2 separate regions of the Homo sapiens genome follow, and region 2 is linked to region 1. Evidence: chromatin loops called from intact Hi-C (ENCODE). Cell type or tissue: Panc1. All regions are shown on one strand. Each heading gives the region's core, and the rest is flanking DNA. Links, peaks and the distances in the headings are about the cores only. Region 1 has its middle 14 kb from the start of LGR4. Region 2 has its middle 32 kb from the start of SLC5A12.

Region 1 (8,897 bases), core at 252-8,251:
AGGTACTGAAGAGTTTTGACTGATGCAGGGCTGTCTGCATGTAAATCACCCTGGGAAGGTTTGTAATACAGAAGTTCCAAGATTCCATCTCCATTGATTCTATTATAGAAGGTCTCTGTGGGTCCCTGAATTCCCAGTGTTTAAAAAGTTCCTGATTCTGATGTAGGCCTCCACCACTAACCAAGACGTATGACTTTTTGCTACAAGATAAGGCAAGTGTGGGTCCTCTGAGAAGCAGACATCAATATGGGATTACTCATGCAAGAGATTTGTTAGGGGAAGTGATTGTGAAGGGAAAATGGGGAGGGAGCTAAGGGCGTCTGAGAAACCATCAGATTGAGATGTGGGTCTGGCCCCAGGTGAGGAGGTGAAGGAAGGAAAAGAGTCTTAGATTTCAGTGCAGTTCTATAAAATTTCAGCAAAGCCACAAAAATTATCTGCCAGAGTCTCACGTCTCCCAGGAACAGGACTGCCTTAGTATCTCAGCCATGCTCAGTCATGGGCTGGGACCAGCCCATAGGAAGTGTGGCCTTGGCACAAACAGGGTGAAGGATTTTACCTTAGGACTGTTAGTCAATTAGTGTCCCCACAGTGAGAGGTCTGACAGGTGCCTTTCACTGCAGCCCCAGGATATAAGGTACGACATGGAGCTCTCCTACAAGCAGTTTACAATTCAACTTTCAGAATGTAGAAACACAGGGTTAGAAAAGACATTAACGCTAGTTTAATTACCTTCCTAAGGCTTAAGAAGGCTGAACAGCATCCCTGCTATTCTTGGATACCTTAGAGTTGGCATATTCATACCTCCATGGGGAGTAGTCCATCTTTGGGCACTTCTGGCTGTTAGAAAGTTGTATTACGTTGTGACAAACTGTTTCTTCTTGATGCTTTAAAAATTAGAAATAAGGCTGGGTGTGGTGGCTTACGCCTGTAATCCCAGCACTTTGAGAAGCTGAGGCGGGAGGATTGCTTGAGCTCAGGAGTTCAAGACCAGCTTGGGCAACAGCGAGACCTCATCTCTACTTAAAAAAACAAACAAACAAACAAACAAACAAACAAAAAAACACATAGCTCTCTGGGCTTAGACTTAGTTTGCGGTGACATGGCCAAATGCACCAAGAAAGTCAGAATCATCAGTAAATATGGGACCCGCTATGGGGCCTCCCTCCGGAAAATGGTGAAGAAGAATTGAAATCACCCAGCACACCAAGTACATTTGCTCTTTCTGTGGCAAAACCAAGATGAAGAGATGAGCTACGGGGATCTGGCACTGTGGTTTCTGCATGAAGACAGTGGCTGGCAGTGCCTGGACCTACAATACCACTTCTGCTGTCACGGTAAAGTCGCCATCAGAAGACTGAAGGAATTCAAAGACCGGTAGACGCTCTTCTACTCTTTGAGACATCATTGGCCTATAATAAATGGGTTAATGTATGTAACAAAATTGCCTTGGCTTGTTAACTTTATTGGACATTCTGATGTTTGCATTGTGTTAATACTATCGTTTTGGAGAAGCATGCTGTGATGGATTATTTTAATTCAGTTTCTTTTTTTAGTAGTCAAATGATAAAATATGGCATAAGGATACAAGTCTTCCAAGTTAGATATATCTATTAGCTTTTTATAAGTCTGTTCCTACCAGTTTGATTTTGAGATACACTGGAGCAAACTGCAAACTTTAGTGTTTGTTAGTTTGTTTTTTGAGACGGAGTCTTGCTCTGTTGCCCAGTCTAGAGTGCAGTGGGGCGATCTCTGTTCACCACAACCTCCACCTCCTGGGTTCAGGCAATTCTCTGCCTCAGCCTCCCGAGTAGCTGGGATTACAGGTGCCCGCCACCATGCCCGGCTAATTTTTGTATTTTTAGTAGCGACAGGGTTTCACCATGTTGGCCAGGCTGCTCTTGAACTCCTGACCTCGTGATCTACCTGCCTCGGCCTCCCAAAGTGCAGGGATTACAGGTGTGAGCCACTGCACCTGGCAGTTTAGTTTTAAAATTACAGTTAATATTTAAAAAAAATGTTTTTAGGCTGGGCATGGTGACTCAGGCCTGTAATCCCAGCACTTTGGGCAGCCGAGGCAGGTGGATTACTTGAGGCCAGGAGTTTGAGACCAGCCTGGCCAACACAGCGAAACCCTGTCACTACTAAAAATACAAAAAATAGCTGGGTATGGTGGTGCATGCCTGTAATCTCAGCTATTTGGGAAGCTCAGGCACCAGAATCACTTGAACCCAGGAGGCAGAGGTTACAGTGAGCTGAGATCATGCCACTGCACTCCAGCCTGGGTGACGGAGACTCTTGTCTCCAAAAAAGTTTCTAAAGGTTTAGGATATACTAAATAATATACGTATACTGCCTCTTCTATTATACTTTTGGTGTTTTCTTTGACCTACACTGTATCAGCATTTTCAGGAAACAATATGAAACAATTATAATTTCCCATTAAATGTCTCTCTATATATGTATACATATGCATATATATATATAAAATGATAATTAGCAGGGTGTGGTGGCCTGCACCTATAGTCCCAGCTACTCAGGAGGCTGAGGTGGGAGGTCACGTGAGCCCGGGAGGTTGAGGTTACAGTGAGCCATGATGACACCATTGCACTCCAGCCTGGACGACAAAAAAAGACACTGTTTCCAAAAAAAAAAAAAAAATCCTCAGAAATAGAAGAAACTTTGGGGATATGTGCTAAATCCTCTCATTTAATAGTGTGAAATCAGACCCACAGAGGATAACCAAATTACCCAAGGCCACAACATACCTAGTTATAGACAGAACTGGAGCTAATATCTAGGTCAACTGCTCTTTCTACTCTGTACTCGGTTTAATTTTTATTTTAAATTTTCACGGAAAAGAACATTTTTGACAAGTTTATTGTCACACACAACAAGTTAATCGCAATGATTCCGATGGTCTCCAGTTTATTTAAAAGAAGCTGCCACATCCCCTATGAAATTACTTTTCTCAAACATCCTGTGAGGGGTGAAGACACGTAAGAGAAGCAAAGCCAAAGATAATTTCCAGTCATCTAAAGTTGTTTATATTTAGTAGAAGGACCGAAAAAGCAGTATTAAATACACCACCCCACCACCTTCCCAAACCTTTATACTAAGTGGTAGATGACTATTCATGTAGTTTGGTATTTTACATGTTTGTTTTATTTAGGGTTTATTTGGGAGGAGTTGTTTCTCCACATTTACAAAGCTTTGAATTTTATAAAATACATTTCAATTTAAATTTTGAATTAAAAAGAAAAGATGGAGTACATTTTAAATCTTTGGTCTGAGCTTCAGTTAGCAAGAACTGCTAGAAAATTCTAAAATAGAAACAATAGCACTTTGGCGTCACCTTGTGGTCAAATGTGAAAAGGTAGGAGAAAAGGATTATGCATATAGCATAATAAATTTGTGAGGAGTTATTTGTATTTACAGAAGGCAATGGGGGGAAAAGTGTGTGTGTGTGTGTATGTGTGTGTGTCTGTGTGATTAAGTCCTTCCCTCCTTAGCTTTAAAAGAAAAATATCATATTATAAATTCCAATACTGCCAATATTTGCAACAAAGGTTTAATTTTGTTTGCAGCCATTCTATTTTATAATTATGGATAGGTTCATGTGTTTGCCTGGATGCAGGGATACCATCCTTTCTAGCTTTTATCATGTGAGTGATCACTCCTACCCGCTTCCACCCTTGGTAAAATTGACTCCATGGGAGTGGAGTGGCATCTGACTGGTAATCTGAGAGGCAACAGGCCCTTATCCTAGCCACTCCTAGAGAGGGGGCAACCTCTGCCCCTGCGGGATGGGCACCATCAGAGTTCAGTCCCGACCATGCCCATTCCATGCCTGAAAATTGGCCAGACTGAGCCCCCCAGCCACAGGCTTCTCTGAGAAGTTTTCTCTGGCCAGTTTTCAGAATGCCCATTTTCTTCTCAGGCCTCAGGTACATGCCCCTGCCCAGCCTTGAGCAGAGTGTCAGCTCTGTGAGAGCAAGAGCTTTGTTTTGTTCTCCACAGAATTCCCAGCCCCTAACTGTGGCTGGCAAATAGTGGACATCCGACAAACATTTGTGGTCAGTATAAATTAATAAATAATAAAGCTCATATTCTGGCCCTCATCTGCCACTCATTTATTTCCTACTGTACCTAGAACCCAAGTGGGGAAGGGAGATACTCTTTATTGGTCCCTGTCAAAAACCCCGATTTCCCAGATAGTCCGAGAGTGGCTTCTTCAGTTCACGCCATTCAGGTCTCTTTAAATGTCATCTCAGATGTCCTTTCCTGTCCTATCAAAAATAACACCACAGTCTTCTTTCAAATTGTTTCTTCTGTGAACAAATATTGTTTACTATGTGGTAGGTGCTGTTCTCCGCTCTAAATACACAACAGAAAACTAAACAGGGGCCTGCCTGCCCTCAACAAGTTTATAATCTTGAGGAGGGAGTAGCCAAAATTGACAAATATATAGCAATAGAGGGCAAAGGAGGTTCCAGGTAGAGAGAACCGCAAGTGTGAAGGCCTGTCCTGTTGGAGACACTTGGAGACAGAGAGGGAAAAAGTGTATGAGTGAAGGCTGGGGAGGGAAGCAGAAGCTGGATTATGCAGGGCTTGGTGGGTCATAGAGAGGGGCTTGGGTTTCTATTCTAACTGGGCTGGGCAGCCAATGGATGTGTTAAGGATAACTGGTGGAAAGGGCTCACCAGCACACAGCAGGTGCTTTCAAGATAATGAGTGCTGGTTAGGTGCAGTGGCTCATGCCTGTAATCCCAGCACTTTGGGAGGCCAAGGCAGGCGGATCACCTGAGGTCAGGAGTTCAAGTCTAGCCTGGCCAACATGGCGAAACCCTGTGTCTACTAAAAATACAAAAATTAGTCAGGCATGGTGGTGCCTGTAATCCCAACTACTTGGGAGGCTGAGGGAGGGAGAATCACTTGAACCTGGGAGGCGGAGGTTGCACTGAGCTGAGATTGCGCCATTGCACCCCAGCCTGGGCGACAGAGGTCCAGAAATATGAGCTCAAAACTCTGTTTCAAAAAAAAAAAAAAAAAGGTAATGTGAGTGCTTAGTGATGACAAGCATAATGGGAAGTGCAGTTGGTGCTGTATGGAGGTTTTGACAAAAGCCACAATAAGCTGCTTAGACATGTTGAGCCCATGTCCCTGAGTCCACTCCAGACATACCCCAGTGTGAGAAGGGACTGTGGGATTTAGCTGGCACCTTGACAAGTGATTGAATTTCCGTGAGTCTAATTTTTTTTATTGCTCTCTAGCGCTCGTAGCCTGCTGGACTTTATAATACTTGTCACTACCTAAAATTACGTTATTTGTTCTCTTGTTCTTCTGCTTCTCCCACTAGAATATGTGTTCCTTATCAGGATTTTATCTTGTAGACTGCTATATCTTAACTACACTGTCCAGTACATAATAGATGCTCAATAAATACTGTTGAGTGAATGAATAAATGAATTAATTTTATGGTATGTACCCAGTAAAACAAGACTCAAAATCATGCTCATTTTATTGAAATGTATAAAACCATAGCTGATCACTTTCTTCTTCCAATTTTTCCCATTGTCATTTCTTCAGTTAGTTCCTTCCACCATCATTAACAGTTAATAGAATGCTATTTCATTATTTTTTAATGAAAAATTTATGTAGAAATGGGGTCTATGTTGCCCGGGCTGGTCTCCAAATCCTGGCCTCAAGCAATCCTCCCACCTCGGCCTCTGAAACTGTTGGGATTACAGGCGTGAGCCACTACACCCAACCTATTTTTTTTAAATTTTTTTTCCCCCTATGGAAATAATTCACTTAAATTGCTGCCATTTTCCGTAGAATTCATCTCTTAAAAATTTTTAATTGCTACAACATACGTATCATTTATAATTTTGTGATACAAAGTAACAATAGGTAGAAAATAATAGGTGGTATTTTCAATGTGCTAATGCTATTTAATGAAATAATACCTATATACTGGGGAAGAGATGCCAACTTAAAAATATCCAATTGAATATTGACATAATATACGAGTTAGATTCATACTCTGCTTTTTTTGTTGTTGTTCTTACAGGGCTCTAGATTAAAAAAAAAAAACCACAACAAATCCAACAAGAAACCTAAAAAAATAAAATAAAATGAATGAGAGAGAAAATCTTGCTAAAAGTGCAGTGTGGTATTGGGGGAAAATTATGGGTTTTGAAAATAAACTTGGGATTAGAATCTGGTCCATGAGTCAGTGTAAGTGTGTAATTATGAATAAACTATTTGGTGTTCCTGATTCTGTGAAACAGAATAACACCCATCTTATTGGGGGGTTATAAGGATTAGATGCAGTGCTTAGTAGATGCTTTATGAAAGGCAGCCATGCATGATTATCAATATTTCTGATATTTTAGAAAATACCCCCTTTGTGCATAAACTAGCTTATATGTCATTACATGATACAAAATAGTTCACATCAAACCAATTGCGTGTTAATGTTATTGCACTTTTAGAACAGGAATGGACTTTAAACTGGTCCCTGACCTTTTTGGCACCAGGGAATGGTTTTGTGGAAGATAATATTTTCCACCGGGGTTGCGGGGGAAGGCTGTGGTTCACAGGGAGATAGGGATGGTTTCAGGATGAAACTGTTCCACCTCAGATCATCAGGCATTAGATTCTCACAACAAGTGGGCAACCTAGGTCCCTTGCATACATGCGCAGTTCACAAGAAGGTTCACGCTCCTGTGAGAATCTAACGCCATCATTGCTGATCTGACAGGAGGCGGAGCTCAGGCGATAATGCTTGCTCTCCCGACACTCACCTCCTGGTGTGCAGCCTGCTTCCTAACAGATTTACCAGATCCTAGCAGATCTGCGGCATGGAGCTGGGGACCCCAGCTCTAGGACAAAGGTTTTCAAACTGTGCTCAGAGGAACTCCTGTCTGCAGCATGGGAAGGGGGGTTGAAGGGGACAGCCTTCTTGAACCAGCGTAGTTCTATATATTAGGCTTTGGCTGAAGAGAGGACTTTTCTAAGGAATAAAGAAATGAAACCAGATTGGAAACTACCAACCTCCCTTATTATACAATCAAGAAAATGAAGACTTAAGGATCATATGTTAATGGCATAATTGGAATGTAAGTCCAGTGTTTCTTCCACTACACTATGTCATTGCTGTTATTTTTTGAGACAGGGTCTCATTCTGTCACCCAGGATGGAGGGCAGTAGCACGATCAGGGCTCACTGCAGCCTCGAACTCCCAGGCTCAACTGATTCTCTGCCTCAGCCTCTCCAGTAGCTGGGACTACAGGTGTGCACCACCATGCCTGGCTAACTTTTGTATTTTTTGTAGAGACAGGGTTTCACCATGTTGCCCAGGCTGGTCCTCAACTTCTGGGCTCAAACGGTCTGCCTGCCTTGGCCTCTCAAAGTAGTGGGATTACAGGTGTGAGCCACTGTGTCCAGCCTTGTTATTTTTTATTTAAAATTACACAATAGACATTTTAAAAATTAGGTCTTGGTTAGCAGTACACAATTTTTCATTTAATTTTGGTTGTGGCAATACCCAAAGAAAATCTTTGTTCTATTTTTAAAAATTAGGTGTTACTGTACAAATTTTATCTACTATTAACATTAGTTGGAACAGTTTTACATAAAAGATGAAAGTAACCTTCATTGTTGTCCTCCACAAATGGTACTTGGCATGTTAATGGAGCAAGGTAATAAAAGATTGACAAGGGTATTGTCCCTATAGTATTTTGATCCTTTCTAGGACATCTAACATCAAGATCAGTTGATAAATACTGTGTCTACCTGATACACACATCATTGTGTTTATACAGTGCCAATATAAGTTATTGATCTACCTGTGGAATTATGGAAAGCCAGTCAATTCAACAAGGTATAACAAGACATCATACCGTTTTAGGCACTGTGTTAAGTAATGGGGGTACAGTCGTGTCCTTCTTGCTGTCATGCAACTTAAATTTTAATGGAAAAGACACAAGCATGTTAATATAAACAAGGTGTTGGTTGGGCACGGTGGCTGATGCCTGTAATCTCAGCACTTTGGCAGGCCGAGGTGGGTGGATCACCTGAGGTCAGGAGTTCGAGACCAGCCTGTCCAACATTGTGAAACCCCATCTCTACTAAAAATACAAAATTAGCTGGGCATCGTGGCATGTCTGTAATCTCAGCTACTTGAGAGGCTGAGGCAGGAAAATCTCTTGAACCCGGGAGGCGGAGGTTGCAGTGAGCTGGGATCATGCCATTGCACTCCAGCCTGGGAAACGAGCGAAACTGTCTCTCAAAAAAACAAAAACACCCCAAAAAACAAAAACGACAAGGTGTTGCCATGTTAAAGGATGAGGAATCAGCCTTTAGATGGTGAACTTAACAGGCAACGCAACTTTGGCTGACACCTGAATGAGGGGCAGCCAGTTAGTGGAAGAACCAGAGGGAAGCCTTCCAGCAAGGGAATAGGCTGTGGAGCAGAACAAGTAGGGCAGTGGACTGAGATGAGGCCTGAGAGGAAGTAGGGCAGGGATTATGCAGAACCTTTGAGGTCATGGCAAGGTATTTGGATTTTATCCTAAGTACAATGCAGAGTTTTAAAAAGGGAGCAACACAATTGGTTCTGGCTTAATTAATGCTTGGTACCAGGCCCATGGATCATAAGGAACCTGTACAAACCTTTACAGGCTGAATGTCCCATGTCAAAGACAAATCCTCATCTCACCCAGCTGGAGCAAGGACTGCTGCATAAACTACTCTCAGTGCTGAAGGAGACAATGCCCTGACGATACCAACTCCTGACGAGTCCTGGAGTTAAGACGCATCCATGCAGTAACTGACAACCTAAAGTGAAGAAACGGCTAGGTGCTTAGGTGCTCATGAGTCCAGGGGGCCAA
Region 2 (8,897 bases), core at 502-8,501, 730 kb before region 1:
CTTTCTCTCACATTCATAAGCCTTTGCATCATGCATTCTAATTTACAAAGCATTTTGCAGTGCCTGTTAACCAATCTCTCTACCGCAGGTGCCCATCCATTCTAATCCATCCTGCACACCTATACAGTGTAATTTTCTTAAAATACCATTTTCATCTTGCTCAAGAACCTCTATCTGTCATTTTAAGGTGAAACATCTCGTCTAAAACTTCAACAACTTTCAGTAGCTAGCATCATCTTACTTCTACAAATAATTCCTCTCTTTAATTTTCAACATGAATCTTCCTCTTCAGTAGTTGCCCTAATTTTTCTCCAGCAGTGCTGTCTTCTTTTCTGCTTCCACATGTAGTTTATGCAGTTTCTATTACCTTGAACACCAGCCTAGTTTTCTCCTCCAATTAAAATCCTATTCAATTTTAAAGACTCAATTAATCTACAGTTCTTTCACAAAGGTTCTGAATCTCAGAGACTGTTCCTAACTATACTTGTTTTTTTTTTTTTTTATCATTTTCTCTAACTAGATTATGTGTTTCTTAATGACAGGCATGATATTGCATCATCTCTTGGGTCTGCCATGTTAGTAAGCCCAGCATTGAGAGATATTATAAAATTAGTAGAAACTTATTGAGCCTCAATCACTCCAAACAATTATCAAGTACTCAGCCAGAGGCCATATGTTTTAGAATTAGTAAAATGAAAGACCTAAGAAACTCCAGAAACTCTAATGGCCTGACTTCCACTCAAGCATTTCAAGATAATACTGAATCAAATTTGTAATACAATCAGAGTCCCCAACACTCTAGAGAGATGAAGATATTCATGGGCTTTGCTCAGTTACCATAAACTATAATTCAATATGGTCATGAGGAAGTATTTCCATAAACACTGTCAAAAAGAATGAATTTGGGTTTTTTAATTCCCGTTTTTCCATTGCTATTACTAATAACTGAGGCAAGAATCAACAGTGTATGCTAAAAGCAATGGGTGAAATTTTGATGGACTCAGGATTAGAATATTTCTCTGGTCTCAGAATGTCTCACCACAGATTATTAATTACTTATGAATAAAAAAATGACAACTATACAGTGTAAAAACTTGGTAAACACCACTAGTCAAGTAATCAAAGCTAACATTACCAATTCGTTACAGGCCAACCTGATACCAGATGCATGCCCCATGATGGAGTGCACTAAAATGACACAGCATCATTCATGTGGTATTTCTGCCAAAAATGCATCACCTGAATCTCATCATGAGGAAAAAAAAATCAGAAAATCCCACATTGAGGGACTTCCTGTAGAAACTGTCCTATACTCTTCAAAAATGTCAGTTTCATAGCAGAGAAAGGAGATTGAAGAAGAATGAAAACAAAATGCAATGACTGATCCTGGGTGGGATTTTTTTTTTCTGTGAAGGATAGTTTGGGAAGAACTATTGAAATATGTATATTAGATGATAGTATTGTATCATTGATAATTTCCTAAACTTGCTAGTTGCATTGCGATTATAAATGAATATCCTTGTTCTTAGAAGCTACTTTCTGAAGTATGAAGGGTCATAATGCCTGTCATTTGTTTAAAATTTCATAAATAATTATTATGGTATTCATCTATGTGTAGCAATAAATATAGATATATTGAGAGAAATGTCATGATGTCATAATTAAAGACAATATAAGTTTCATTGTACTAATTCTTGTGAGCCTTGTTTAACTCATCATTGTGGTAGCCAAAATAGTAGCCCCCTAAAAATGTCCACATTCTATGTGAATATGTTAAGGTGCATGGCAAAGAGTAATTAAGATTGCTGATGGAATTAAGATGGTAAATTAAACTGGAGATAGGCAAATTATCCTAGATTATCCCAGAGGGCTTTATGGAATCACTGGAGTCCTTATAAAAGCAGAAGAGGTACGCAGAACAGGGAGAAAAGGAGAGATGGTGACATGGGAAGGACTTAGCCTGACATCAGTGGCTTTGAAGATGGAGAAAGGGCCCACTAGCCAAGGAATACAGATTGGCTCTAGAAGTTGGAAAAGGCAAGGAAATAGATTCTTCCCTGGAGCCTCTAGAAGGAATGTGACCTGCGACATGCTGATTTTAGCTTAGTGGGACCAATTTCAGACTTTTGACCTAGAGAATTGTGAGATAATAAATTTATTATCTAAGCCACTAAGTTTCTTGAAGTTCTTACAGCAGCAATAGAAAACTGATACACTCCTTTTTTTTCTGTAAAATTAAAGTTTGAAAAAAAGCAGCGTATGTGTAGAATGCTTTCTAAGAACCCCAGCTCTAGAGGCAGGCTGTTGAATCAGGGGAGGTAAAAGATTGTCTAAAGGGTTTGTAATTTTTCGGAAACTTGATTTTTAACACAAATGAAGATGAAGAACTATTCTCAGAGTAGTACAACTGCAAATCAACACAAAATAGAAATAAAATGGAATCAACAGAAAATGAGACAGGAAGAGAGAATAAAGCTTTAGCCTGAGTCTTCTTTGGCATTTGTCAAGAGAGGGACAAAGGAAAAGGAGATAGTTTATATTTACGTATGTATTTATACACATGTAACATTATACATATATTTACTTTATTTACATAGTATGTATTTTATTTATGCTTATTTTATTATATTGCAATTATATATATTATATACATATACACACACACACACACATATAACACCCACACACACATATATATGTGTGTATGTGTACATATTGTATCTTTTGGGATGTGTGAAATGTTGAAAAGGGGACTGAATTCTAGTCTAGCTTTTGTCATCTTAGTTTGGTAAAACTGGGAAATATTGGGCTAGTTCAAAGTTAATTGCGGTTTTTGCCATTAAAAGTAATAATACAAGTGCTCTGAGCTTCAGACTCCTCAACTCTACCAAAAAAAAAAAAAATCACACTTATCTTGATGATTGCTGTGAGAATTAAATGAAAAAGAGTACAAACACCTAAAAGAGGGTTAGTATAAAATGTGTGATCAATATACAGAACCATCAATGCATTTATTATTGTTGCTACTTACACTGGTGCTTCTACTACCGTTGTTGGTACTTGGCTGTATCCACTTTGTTCTTTCATCATTCAGCCCCTCTTCATCAACTACTTTCTATTTTATTTTTATTTCTTTTCTTTTCTTTTGTCCTTAGTAAGATGCCAAAAACACAAGTGTATTTACAGGGCTATGTTCCAAAGTTCCACCTGGGCTGCTATGCTGACACTGCTTTCTTTGTCTGCCTCTTACAGGTAGGCGTTTCTTAACCTCTAGCCCCTGGCCCTCTTTTGTTGTCAAACTATATTTATTTTCTGGATGGCCTTTTTATTCTGATTACTTAAGATACTGTGTCACTATTGAGGACATCTTAATTTACGTATCCAATTGAGTTCCATGTCTAAGTCACATCCTCAAAGTCACAGAAAGGCAGAAATGTAAATTAGACCCTTGAGAGGCTTCTAAGGGAAAGAAGAAAAACTGGGAGGAATGGTGGCTTAAGAAAAATATCGGACGAAGCAAAACTAGTTTTGTCATATTTTTTGCTTTTGTTGTATTTTAGGGATAATGGAGTTTTTAGTACTTTGTATACTAGGAGGAAGTTGCTGAAGAAAATAATCAAAATAAAAGAAAGATGACTGAAGAGGCAAGATATCAGGGGATATTTAGAGGGAGAACTTAGTATGATGTCTGAGTATGATAAGTCAATAAGAACACAAATTCTCAGAATTGAATTTGAAGGAGGAGAGGAGGAGTCAGCTACAGATGCATTGAAAGTTAGAGAAACTCACTTCTTTGAATTTTTTGTTTCCAAAAACTGCAGCCTTCAGGAACTGGTTGACAGTTGGTCATATAGTATGTCTGAGGAGCCTATGTTGGAAGAGATTTGATGTTTTTTTCCAGTAATTTCAATGTTTTAGTAATTTTGATATTGATTATTTGACCAAGGAGCCATCTGCCATCAGATAAAATGACACAAGGCAATTTGAAGCCCACCATGCCTTTTCCTCAAATATTGGAAAAGCAAATGAATAGATGAATATTGTGTGTGTTTGAATAAAGCCTCCAGACACAATTTTTTGCACATGATGAAATTCTAAGACATCTTTATAATATAGTCTCTGTTGGCTTAATACACAGAGACCTTCTGTGTGGCTGCCTCTACCGGGGTCTGGAAAACGTCGTCAGTGTGCAGCAAACACACACAGTAAGATGCACTGTGAATTTCTAAGAGTCTCCAAAGACTGAAGACAGTAAGTCATTCAGAGTCATGTTAATGGCAAAGCTGCCAGAAATGGGCCACACACCCTAATTCAAATGACCCTTTCTTCATAAAAAGTCATAAAAAATGACCGTATAAGAACCCAATTCTTCTCGAATGCATGAATAGGATTTGTATGTATAATCTATGGACTACAGTTTGAAACAAGTCTAATATGACCCAGCTGTGTTGCATAATAAAACTGACAATGAAAGCACGGTCTAAGAGACCACCAGATGGCAGCCTCTTCATGTTTAACTCCTGTGGTTACCCCTAGACCTGCTGGATTTTGTTTATTTTTAGGGCCCAGGACTTCAGAGTAGAGGAAAGGATTAGAAGTAGGAATTCAGTCAAAGGCCACAGACAGGTAAAAAGAAATGGATTTTCTTTTTTAAGTTTGTTTTTTATTTTATTTATTTTGTTTTGTATTCAGAAAGATGCTGAAATCACAAATGTGTTTATAGGGCTCTGCCCCTAAATTGCATCTGGACTGACTGTGTTGGGACTGGTAGACCTCAGGCCAAGCGGGACAGTATGAACCTGGAAAATAAGCAGAATATGTCTCTTTCTGGTGGTGGCAGCCGCCTCAACTCAAAGTCCCTGATTACCCCTGCAAGAAAAATTGTCTCGTACTTGTTTCTTAGGCTTTTAAGTGGTTGAAAAATCACTTTATCTTTTATTTACTTAAAATCCTAATTTTAATTTTTTCCTTTGTTATGCACTTTTAACTTCATAATTTTTCTTAATGAAATTTTAGAAAAGACAAAATGACTTCATTCAATAAACGCAGCAAATGTGTTTAAGTTACTTTTTAAAAAACATTTTATTTTACACGTATACTAAATAAGAAAAAATTTAAACATAAAAAGTGAAAAGAAATAATGAAAATAATATAACGTCATCACCACCCAAATATAAACTCCATAAACTGTTATCTAAAAATCCCATGTCTCTATAAACAGAATTATCTCCAAAACAGGATTTTGCTATATATACTGTTTTGCAGATTTTAAAAATTGACAATGTATCATATACATTTTTCTATATTAAAAATATATTTCCATGCTATAAATTTTAATGGTTATATGGTGCTCTGTAATTATGTCACAGTATGTTCAACTGGGCCTTTACCATAAAAATGTTTTTAAAAAGACTATAATTTTATAAAATCATTAGTTAAGCAGGAGAGTAAGACAGGATAGAAATGAAAAACATGAGCAAAGAAGAGAAATGCAGACAGGCAACGGAGAACCACCCAGGAAAGTTGAGGTCAAAACAGAGGAGAAGTAAAGGACACATGAAAGATAGAAAGGGGTAAAGATAGAGGAAAAGAAGAAAACAGAAATGATCTGCAGTAAACCATCCAGCAAAGACTTGCTTTTGATTTGTGTTACAGGTTTCTGATGATCAACCTTTATCTTTCTACTTTGAAATACTGAGCGGCTGACAACCGCTCTACAGTTGTTCTTTATCTGAAAGGATGGTAAATTTTCACTGAAGGGCACGGTAAAGAAATGTAAACAGCAAATATTAATATTAAAATTGTTCTCTAGTTGCAGCTACAGAACAGAGGAATGCAAACTGATTATTTGGAATTAAGCAGAGGATCAAATCTCCAGGAAAAAAAAAGACAAAAACATTTTCCTATTTCTAGTTCACTTCATAAGCTTGTGAAAAGAACACACTGCCTGGACGTGATGATTTATATGAAATGATGTCCATGAAATACAATTATATCATATTTAAGGTGATGAAATATTATATAGATGTTTAAGGTGATGAAATATTATATAGATAATAAAAATGCATGAGCTTACTCTTTTTAGCACATGTAGACAATAATATGTGCAAGGATACATAGTGACTTGGGACTGACTATAAAATTGGGGACATAAGGGCATGGTAAAAGAATAATTTTGCTTTCTATGCAATATTTTTTACTTAGAATTTTTATAGTAGGGCATGTATTGATTTTTAATAAAAATAAATGAATAAAAAGAGAAAATGTCAGCTCACTGAGCACAAATCACTCATGAACAGAGGGAAGGGGGATGATTCCTCAAAGTGTGTAAATCGTGGCTGACAAGAACAGCCTCTCTGGTCTCACTCCATTGATCGCTTTCTCCAGCAGCCTCAAAAGGCCTTATTCTCAGCTGGTGTCATGCGACTCTCATGTCACAGGACGCATTTTAAGCCTCCCTTGAAGAAAATTCTTTGTAAGGCTTGGATCTAGACCTCTTTCTCTTCAAATAGTTGCAGATGGCAGCCTTAGGTTTCATGAAGGAAGAGGGTAGATTGGCAGACTTGAACAATTAAAATGAGTGGCTTCAGAGGGATTTTTAAATTCTCTGAATTTTACAGTGAAGACCCTCTTTGCTGAGAGTAAAGCAGTAGGATGAGAAAGTAAAGCTAGAGGAAATATTCTTCCTGAAATAAAGGTGTTCCAAAAATAAATGTGATTGAATTGGGATAGATCCACTGTAATGATGCCCTCAAATATTAAATCTTGGCTCCAGGGAGCTTGCAAAATTTCTACAAGCCATTATGAATATTTCTTAGAGCTTAATAAAATCATATATTTTATCATAGTAAGGCTGTGTAAGTTAGCTAAATATTGAGTTTTCCCTTGTTTAGAAACATCTCTGCTCACTTATACTTTATGCTAAATTCTGGAATAGAAATTCATATATTTTTAATAACAATGGAAAAACAATAATCTCTTATGAAGTGAAATCTTTACCCTGCCTTTTTTAAGTTGACAAATAAAAATTCTATATATTTATGATATACAACATGATGTTTTGATATACATATACATTGTAGAATGGTTAAATCGAGGTAATTAGCATATACATTACCTTACACACTTACTATTTTTTGTGATGAGAACATTTAAAATCTCAGCAACTTTCAAGTACACAATAGATTATTATGAACTATAGTCACAATAATGTACAACAGATCTTTTGAACACATTCTTCTCTCTACCTGAAATGTTGTATAATTTGACCAACCTCTCCTCAACCCCACAGCCTCAGCCTCTGATAACCACCATTCTACTCTCTGCTTCCATGAGTTTGACTTTTTTTAGATTCCATATATGAGTGAGATGGTGTGGCATTTGTCTTTTTGTGCCTGGCTTATTTCACTTAACATAATGTCTGCCAGGTTTATTCATGTTGTTGCAGATGATAGGATTTCCTTCTTGTTTAGGGGTGAATAGTATTCCATTGTATATATATGCCACATTATTGAAATCCATTCATCTGTTGATGGACACTCCGGTTGATTCCATGTTATTCTACCTTTGACACCAAGTCTGCGTACCTATTGAGCTCTACTCTTTCTTTAATCTTCTGGCTTGTTTTCTTTCCTGTGTCTTAGTAACTGGCCACTCTACCTTTGCCTCAGGATCCTCTTCTGTGCCTGATACCTCTGAGCAGCTCTGGTCAGATCTACTCAAAACCTCAGGTTCCTCATCCTTCATTCCTGCAGAGGATATTCCCTACTTTGAAGTAAATAAAATTTGTTTTTTCTTGATTGGTAACATGTTCTTTTCAGAAATCAGGAAGAATCTTTGTGTTCAGGACCCTTGAAAAGTATCTGCTGTAAGGGTGATTTTCGAGTAGCAGCCATCAGAGAGCAGGCTCTTAATCTGGTAGCATAAAATACAATAAAGCAACCAGAGTACTGGTCATGACATTTGGTAACTTGGTAACACCAAAGTAGCTGAGGGAAGCTTTTAATGAAGATTGTGGAGGCTTATCTCAAACATTAAAAAATTAAACAAGTCTTACTTTTTAGTTCTTAAGTAACAGGAGGACATCTCTTTGTATGTAGGTACTTTATTTCTCTAGGATAATTTTCAGAAAATAATTTGTCAGTTGACTACTTTGGGGGGCAACTAAGTTATTTTGGAGATTCTGTTAAGTCCTGGGAGAAATTAAAGATTAAAAACTTATTTCTTGATCTCTAGCCATTCATAAATGTAACAGGCAAGTCTATATAATGCAATGTAATGTCAAATATAATATGTTCAAAGTACCAATGAAGTACAGAGGCAGAAGAGCTGAGAGGATCTTATGTTTCTTGAAGAAATATTTCAGCTGGTCCCCAAAGGTTTAATGAAAAAAAAATTCAAAATGAAAATAAAGAAAAATCTTGCTGGTGGGAACACCATGAACAAAGGCTTGGAGGCATGAAAAGTACATGACACAATGGAGGAAAATAAGTACAGAATTATTGCTAGAATTAAAGACAGAGGAGATTGTAATGGGGAGAAAGTCTAAAAATAATTCCCAGACCAGAACATACAGTGCCCTGAATCCCAGGCTAAGAAGATTTCATTTCTTTCTGTATTCCGTGAAAAGCCCTTGAAGGATTTTAAGTGGAAGTATTTTTAGAACTATGCCTTAGAATGAGTTATCTTACTGCTATAGTCAGATGGTAAGATTGAAAGCCAAAAAAACCAATTATTAAAATAACACCAATGGCAGATGTGAAAGACTTGAAATAGTACATTACAGAAAGAAAGAGACTACACTTTGGCCACTTAAACATCTAGAGTTTGAAAAGGTGGGCACTGAGATTCTCTGTGTAGTTGTCAACTCCATTCTTGTCATTGCTCACAAGGAAGAT

The links. A loop is a pair of places that touch in the nucleus more often than their neighbours do. Peaks named below come from ENCODE experiments on the same cell type or tissue, not always from the same donor. Only the 100,000 strongest peaks of a DNase experiment are listed, where the experiment ranks them.
Region 2: a loop joins it to region 1, with 9 times the contacts of the local background. A loop is called at or near these places in 33 of 110 quality-filtered maps.

What each region holds. Positions count from the first base shown.
Region 1 is chr11:27,482,748-27,491,644 of GRCh38, forward strand. It overlaps the pseudogene RPL37AP7. Among named protein-coding and RNA genes, the nearest start is that of LGR4, 14 kb to the left of the region's middle. In Panc1, for the core only: CTCF peaks have their summits at 3,361 (motif pointing left) and 3,599; no DNase peak of the experiment used is centred there; H3K27ac peaks cover 2,133 bases.
Region 2 is chr11:26,749,571-26,758,467 of GRCh38, forward strand. No RefSeq gene overlaps it. Among named protein-coding and RNA genes, the nearest start is that of SLC5A12, 32 kb to the left of the region's middle. In Panc1, for the core only: CTCF peaks have their summits at 4,488 (motif pointing right) and 4,709; a DNase peak (open chromatin) is centred at 4,481.